Regions from separate parts of the Homo sapiens genome. Here region 2 is linked to region 1. The links are chromatin contacts, found by Hi-C or POLR2A ChIA-PET in ENCODE. All regions are on one chromosome and are shown on one strand. Each heading gives the region's core, a stretch centred on a gene start or an enhancer-like site at or near the end of the contact. The rest is flanking DNA. Distances are from core to core; before and after follow the strand shown.

Region 1 (3,535 bases), core at 290-2,789:
ATTATAATATATGGATTGCATATAATAAAACATAAGTTATATATAATAAATAGATCCAATTTTATAAATAGATAAGTAATACATCTGTAGATTGAGTAATGCTATTAATTACTACTACTATTAGGTATTGCTATTAATACTCAGGTGTGAGAATTGGGGGGAACACAGGTATGAAAGGCAGAAGAGAGGGGTTGCAAATGGGCATGAAGAAACTTTTGGAGGTAAAGGATAGCGTCACTACCTTGATGACCATGATGGTTTCATGAGTGTATGCATATGTCAAAACTTACTAATTCATACACTTTGAATATGTACACTTTATTATATGTAAATGATATCTCAAAAAAAGTTGTGTTTTAGAAAGGTGCAGTGAGGTCCAAGAGAGAACTAAGAATTTATCAATGGGCCTGGCACGGTGGTTCACTCCTGTAATGCCAGCACTTTAGTAGGCTGAAGTGGAAAGATCGCTTGAACCCAGGAGTTTGAGACCAGACTGGGTAACATAGGGAGACCCCATCTCTACAAAAAATAAAAAAATTACCCGGGTGCAGGTGCAGTGGCGTGTGCCTATAGTCCCAGCTACTCAGTAGGCTGAGGCGGGAGGATCACTTGAGCCCAGGAGGCAGAGGTTGTAGTGAGCTGAGATCATGCCACTGTACTGCAGCCTGGGTGACAGAGTGAGACCCTGTCTCAAAAAAAAAAAAAAAAATTATCACTGGATCCAGCAATGTGGAGGTCATTAATCTAGGCGACCTCCAGTCTGGATTTGCCCAGGACTGTGGTGGTTCCTGGAACACAAGACTTTCCATTTTAAAGCCTGGAAATGTCCCAGGCAATCAGGGATGAGCTGCTGACGCTGACAGGATGAGAGGGGCATCTGTCATGGAAGTCAGTGGCAACCTTGACAAAGGCTGTTTCGGTGGGACTCTGGGGACAAAAACCCTCTGGAATAGTTCAAGATAGAATGAGAGAAGAATTGGGGATACTGAATATAGACAACTCTTTTGAGAATTTTTGTTCCAGCAGCAAGGAGAGAATTGCGGTAGTAACTGGGGAGGTGGGGGGGATAGGGTGTCCAGCAAGTTAAGTTTTAAGATAGGAGTAATTACAGCCTGTGTGTGTGCGAATGGAAATAATCCAGTAGGGAGAAAGTTTTTGATAATGCTGCACCATACAGACAGAGATCACTGCAGGAGAAAAGCCTCCAGTAGCCGACCTACTTCTCAAAGCAGAGTTCCCACATGTGGTCTGCAGCTCCCTGCCAGGCCACAGGAGCTCCCACAGTGGGTCACAGTGACCCCTCATGTCTCTTCTTCACTTCTTACAGGCAAGTGACTCCTGCTTCTATAGACTCTCATACTTTTGGCTTAGAAGGGTTACTTACTAGTAACGTAATAAGTGAGTCATGAAAAGTTACTAAAATGTACTATCCATAAACTAAAATTACCTAGGACTCTGACTGTGTCCTTTGCTAAAAAACCTGGCTGCCACACAACACTTGGCAACACTGTCAAGCTCCTACCCTGCAAGCACACTTGCAAATGGTTAGAATTTCACAACTTTCCGGAAGGGCTCATGGCTACGACTTCATCAGTGTTGCCCACTGGCTGTGGTTTTTGTTTCGTTACTGATGGCCTTGCTATTTTTATTATAAAAGCTTCTTTTAGTTTAGCTTTAATGTGACCATTCACCTTTTAGTGGGTTGCTAGGTTTACTTCACAGTCTACAATAATCCAGATTGGCAGCGATAATATTTAACCTGCAATTTTCCTGTATTTCATCAAGGCCGTCTAAGTTTGATGTTCAACCCTTAATCACTCATATCCCTATGATGGGCTGTTAGCAAATATCAGCTACTTTCATAAGTAAAACAAAACTATTGAGAGTTATTTTTAAGTTTTTAGGAAATTGTTTTATAGTACAAAAATCCTTTAGTATGTTCATATTCTTTTTTTTTTTTTTGAGATTGAGTCTCCTTCTGTTGCCCACGCTGGAGGGCAGTGGCACGATCTTGGCTCAATGCAACCTCCACCTCCTGGGTTCAAATGATTCTCCTGCCTCAGCCTCCTGAGTAGCTGGGATTACAGGCACCTGCCACCACACCCAGCTAATTTATTGTAATTTTAATAGAGACAGGGTTTCACCATGTTGGCCAGGCTGGTCTCGAACTCCTGACCTCAAATGATCCACCCACCTTGGCCTTCCGAAGTGCTGGGATTACAAGTGTGAGCCACCGCGCCCAGCCTAGTATGTTCGTATTCTAAAGTAACTACTAAGTGAATCATTTATGTATTGCTAGCAGCACGGCAAATTCAATCTGTTTTATTTCTTTCCATTCTTTATAATCCTTGAGTTTTTTCCTGAGTGGAAATTTGAGGGGAGGGGAGAGCACGAAGTCTTATACCCTGCCTGTGAGTGCCACAGTCAAAAGGTTCAGGGGCCCCAGTTCTACAATTCTAGAAGGGGTTTTAGGACTTTTCAGGACAGACCTTCATGCCAGCGCAGGCAGAGTTTATAACTCTCCAAATCCTGTGAACAGCGGTTTTCCTAATTCCAGCCTGGCCCCCACAAGTGCCCACAGCTATTCCTTCCTTCTTCTTAAGAACCAGCCCAGAGTAGGCTGTGGCTGTGCACAACAGGGAATAACATCCCATTTTTCTGGGCTGCATCTTTCATTTTTTTCTTGCCCCTTTGGCTTCTCTCTTCTCCTTGCCCCAAGATTTAGACTTACTGCTCTAAATATAGCTTCCAACAGGTGTGCAGCCAGGGTGGGGAGGCTGTGGTCCAGCTGTCCCCAGACACATGGATTCTCTCCAAAGGCCTTGCTGGGCCACAGCATTGGGAGGGACAAAAGGAGGCACAGCTTCTCATTCCCAGAGCAAAGCTGAGCCCAAGAGAGTGCGCAAGCTACCTCCAGACTAGGGAGAACTACTCCAGGTCAACAAGGAATCAGGAATTAGGTCCTATGTTCCCATTCGTGGCAGACATTGCCAGATGTCTACTCAATAACCGTGTCCTCCTTTCTTGTTAGTATAAACCTCATTTGTCAGGAAGGTGGGGGTGGAGAAAGGGATCAACAGAACAAAGAGTCCCAGCTAAAGACAAAACTAAATTAAACAGGTCAAGCGCAGTGGCTCATGCCTGTAATCCCAGCACTTTGGTAGGCTGAGGCGGGCAGATCACTTGAGGTCAAGAGTTCAAGACCAGCCCGGCCAACATGGTGAAAACCTGTCTCTACTAAAAAAAAAAAAAAAAAAATTAACCAGGCGTGGTTGTGCGCACCTGTAATCCAAGCTACTTGGGAGGCTGAGGTAGGAGAATTGCTTGAACCCAGGAGGTGGTGGAGGTTGCAGTGAGCAGAGATTGCACCATTGTACCCCAGCCTGGGTGACAGAGCAAGACTCTGTCTCAAAAAAAAAAAAAAAGGCTAAATTAAACATTATATTTTCTAGCCTACCTCTGGCCAATAAGACATACATACATTAAAAGGTTTCTAAGAAAGACTTGCTTTCCTCTCTTCCTGCCCACGTCCTGA
Region 2 (3,610 bases), core at 812-3,311, 160 kb before region 1:
TGAATCTGCTCTCTGGGAATCTTATCAACATGGGAAGATTAACTCCAATCACAGGAGAGGAGACTGGACACCACGCCAAGACAGACAATCATCTCTTCTCCTGAGAACTGCTCCAGACAACTTTTTTGTTTGTTGGTTTGTTTGTTTGTTTTGTTTTGTTTGAGACAGTCTCACTCTGTTTGCCCAGGCTGGAGTGCAGTGGCATAATCTCGGCTCACTGCAACCTCCGCCTCCTGGGTTCAAGCGATTATCGTGCCTCAGCCTCCCCAGTAGCTAGGATTACAGGTGTGCACCACCATGCCCAACTAAGTTTTGTATTTTTAGTAGAGATGGGGTTTCACCATGTTGGCCAGGCTGCTCTCAAACTCCTGGCCTCAAGTGATCCACCCACCTTGGCCTTCCAAACTGCTGGGATTACAGGCGTGAGCCACCATGCCCAGCCCAGACAACTTTTTAATAAGGGAGAGACTTTTTATCTGCCTAACAAGACAACATTTATTCACTGTATAATTCCTCTCTCACCCTCCCATAACTTGTGTCGCCACCACCCCCAGAAGCCCCAAGCCCCTATTCCCTTCTGTAGCTCAGGCTGCTATACAGGCTTCAGTCATCTCACCCTTCTTTGAGTCTCATATTTTGTGGGACTCCCATGTGTACACAATTAAATGCGGCTCTCCTCCTGTTAATCTGTCTTACGTCAATTTAAATCATAGCCCAGCCAAGGAACCTAGAAGGGTGTGGGGGAAGTCATTTTTCACTCTTCTGCACACTCTTGGTCTGTCTTCTAAACTCAATCCCTGGGAAGTAGCAGTTTCCCTCTAAGGGAGACAGATATTCCTTTAGCAGTCCCCTCAGTGAGCAGGATACTCTGAGAAAGGGGACAGGCCTGAACAGCCCATTGCCAGGAGATTTTGGGGGTCAGTTCTATTTCAGAAGAGCTGGGCTGAAACTTGACAAGATTAATAGGCATGTTAAAGAAATCTAAACATAGGCTGGAGGAGTGCCACAAAAGTCATCAGCACATGAACACACACACAGACTCTGCTCTTTCCCCTCTCACTCTATGCCATCAGATTCTGGATGAACTTCCATTCGTTTATGCTCAAAGTTGGATGAGAATGCCACAGAAAAAATAGGTTCTGGGGTACATGCAGAAAACGCTACATAACTTGTGGGGCCCAGTACAAAATGAAAATGCAGAATCCCTTGTTCAAAAGTATTAAGAATGTCAAGGTGGTGACAGGAGGACATTAAACCAAGCACAGGGTCCTTCTGAGCATGGGATCTTGTGCGACTGTGCCCAGAGCCTACGTGCACGATTCATATCATTGCATACGTGTATTCATGTGCCAATTCTGGTTTAGGGATCTTCTTTGCATGTAGAATACTCAACTTTCTTGAAAACAGAGCAGTAGAGATGGCCTATAGTGGAAGAAACCAAATAGGATACTCGTGGACCCCTGCCTCTAATAAACTCAGCTATCAACGATTAATTCAGGGTCAAGAATTAAACTAGCAAATAACTACAAGAGAGAAAATATTGACAATTGGTATGTTGTTGGTGAAGAAAAGATGAGTAGCTTTATTTCTTCCCATTATGTTCCAATTACACTCTTTTCCCATGTAAAGAGACACTTACTATGGGAAATCCTTGGGAGAAGGGTCTATTTAGGTTTCACTTCTAACTCCTCCAAGGCACTTAGCACCATGCTTGGCACTCAACTGTCGTTGTTGGATGAAACAATTCAGAAATTGCCAGAATGTCAGGCTTGGGAGAATGAAGGGACAAATGGATACCTAATGCCTCTATTTCTTAAAAAAATAATAAAGTTGAAAATACGGGAAATGTTTCTTTGCTGTGCTCAGGCACAGCAAAGAGAAAGACACAACTGAACCACGTTCAAGCTTCGGTGGAGAAGGGTAAACAAGGGAGAGATTATACGTAATTATACCTAATCATGTTTCAGGGGATAAACAGCAATCAAAGGCAAGGAGGTGCCGAAGCCTGGCCCCTTTCCAGCGGCAGCCCAGAAACCAGCAGGGAAAGCAGGCCCTGGGCAGGAAACACTCCCCAAAGAACTGTTTTCAGTTCGTTAGGGAACGGCCTGTTGCGCTGTTTTGTGTTGTGATTTTACTTTTTCTGCCCAGGGGTGGGGTGGGCAGTTCTGGAGTTCCTTTGGCTGTTCCTTTTGCACTTTGGAGTTGATTTTTTTCATTTGGTAATGGCTGAGGCTAACCCCCACCCCTCAAAACAAAAAAACAACAAAAAAATCAGCTCTCCAAAGGAACACTGAAGCCAAAGCCAAATCATTTGAAATGCTTGGCTAGTACAGAGGAAAAAAAGAATTTCTGAACCAAAGTCTCTCCATTCGTTTAATATGTCATAGCATAGCACATTAAAATGTATTCTCTGCAAAAACAAACACTTACAGACCCAGTTTCTGCACAAGTCAAAGGAAGAGACCAATGAGATTTTGACAACTCAGACCTTAAACACATATTTTGGGGAAAAATTATATTTTATTTGCACATTTTGTGGTCAAATTACCCAAATAATTACACTTTTATCTCTGCTGGTTATTAACCTAAATAGTCAACTATATTTTTTTCTGAGTTTAGGTAAACTAGTGGCATTAACGCTTCAGTAGATACTATCAAGACTAACTTGGGGATCAGGAAAGCCCAAATCTTGAACATTCTACTGGCCTCAGATGGCTATGGCATAGGTCTATGAGGAAACAGCTCCAAGCTCTGCTCAGCATCTGCTCTGCATACCCTACGGCCTCAGAGTCATCGGGGTAATCTTTCCCCTTGTGCTTAAATTAAATGTGTATTTCACACATAATTATAGGGTTCTATGGGACATCCAAGATGGTATCCACCTGAATTAATCGTGTTAAGCTTCTACACAGGTAATTAACCGGGTAGAAATAGCCTGGGGCATCCAAATAACCAAAACCGCTTCAATGTTGGGACACTGAAACATTCTCAGAGGCCTCACAGGGCCGAGCTGCCAGAGACAGCCGTTCTTAAATGTTAGGCTATCCATCAGCGTCACCTGGGAAACTTGTTAAACATGCACAATCTGCCGCTTCACCTTCTGAGAGTCTGATGGGGTGGCCTAGGAAGGGGTCCGTAAATGTGCACACTATAAAGCCACATGGCTTTTGTTGAAGGGGCTCAGGGGCTCAGAGGCTCATGCTTAGAGAAGTATGCTCTACAAACTTGAGCAAGCGTTCACATCACTGGGAAGTTAAAACACAGATGCTGGGCCCCACTCCCTGAGTTTCTGATTCAGAAGGTCTGGGATCAGTCCGGAGAACTGAATTTCTAACAAGCACCCACGTGACATTGCTGCTGCTGGTCCAGACAACACACTTTGAGACCCACTGTTATAGACCCTTAATATTCAAAGAACAGAACCGAGGGCGGCAGCATTGGCATCACGTGGAAGCTTGTTAGAGATGCAGACTCTCAAGCTCCATGTCACATGTTATGAATCAGGATCTACTTTTTACTAAGATCCCCAACTGATTCACATCACATGAACTTCTGAAAACGGTTGATTTAGATTAGCGGTTTGCCACCTTGAATACACATTGAAATCACC

Evidence for each region. A loop is a pair of places that touch in the nucleus more often than their neighbours do. ChIA-PET counts read pairs that join two places held with the same protein, here RNA polymerase II (POLR2A).
Region 2: a map of gastrocnemius medialis shows a loop between it and region 1 (2.0-fold over the local background). The contact joins two enhancer-like sites. A Hi-C loop is called at or near these places in 1 of 168 maps with a recorded cell type or tissue (gastrocnemius medialis). POLR2A ChIA-PET finds 5 or more read pairs at or near these places in 1 of 52 experiments (HEK293T).

The regions. Positions count from the first base shown.
Region 1 is chr15:72,836,400-72,839,934 of GRCh38, reverse strand. The region is part of intron 1 of LOC107984801 (a long non-coding RNA gene); the gene reads right to left. Among named protein-coding and RNA genes, the nearest start is that of ADPGK, 54 kb to the right of the region's middle. Within about 2 kb of position 1,539, at least 5 of the 41 ENCODE cell types and tissues checked have a DNase peak (open chromatin) inside an H3K27ac peak, as active enhancers do.
Region 2 is chr15:72,993,416-72,997,025 of GRCh38, reverse strand. No RefSeq gene overlaps it. Among named protein-coding and RNA genes, the nearest start is that of NEO1, 57 kb to the left of the region's middle. Within about 2 kb of position 2,061, at least 8 of the 41 ENCODE cell types and tissues checked have a DNase peak (open chromatin) inside an H3K27ac peak, as active enhancers do.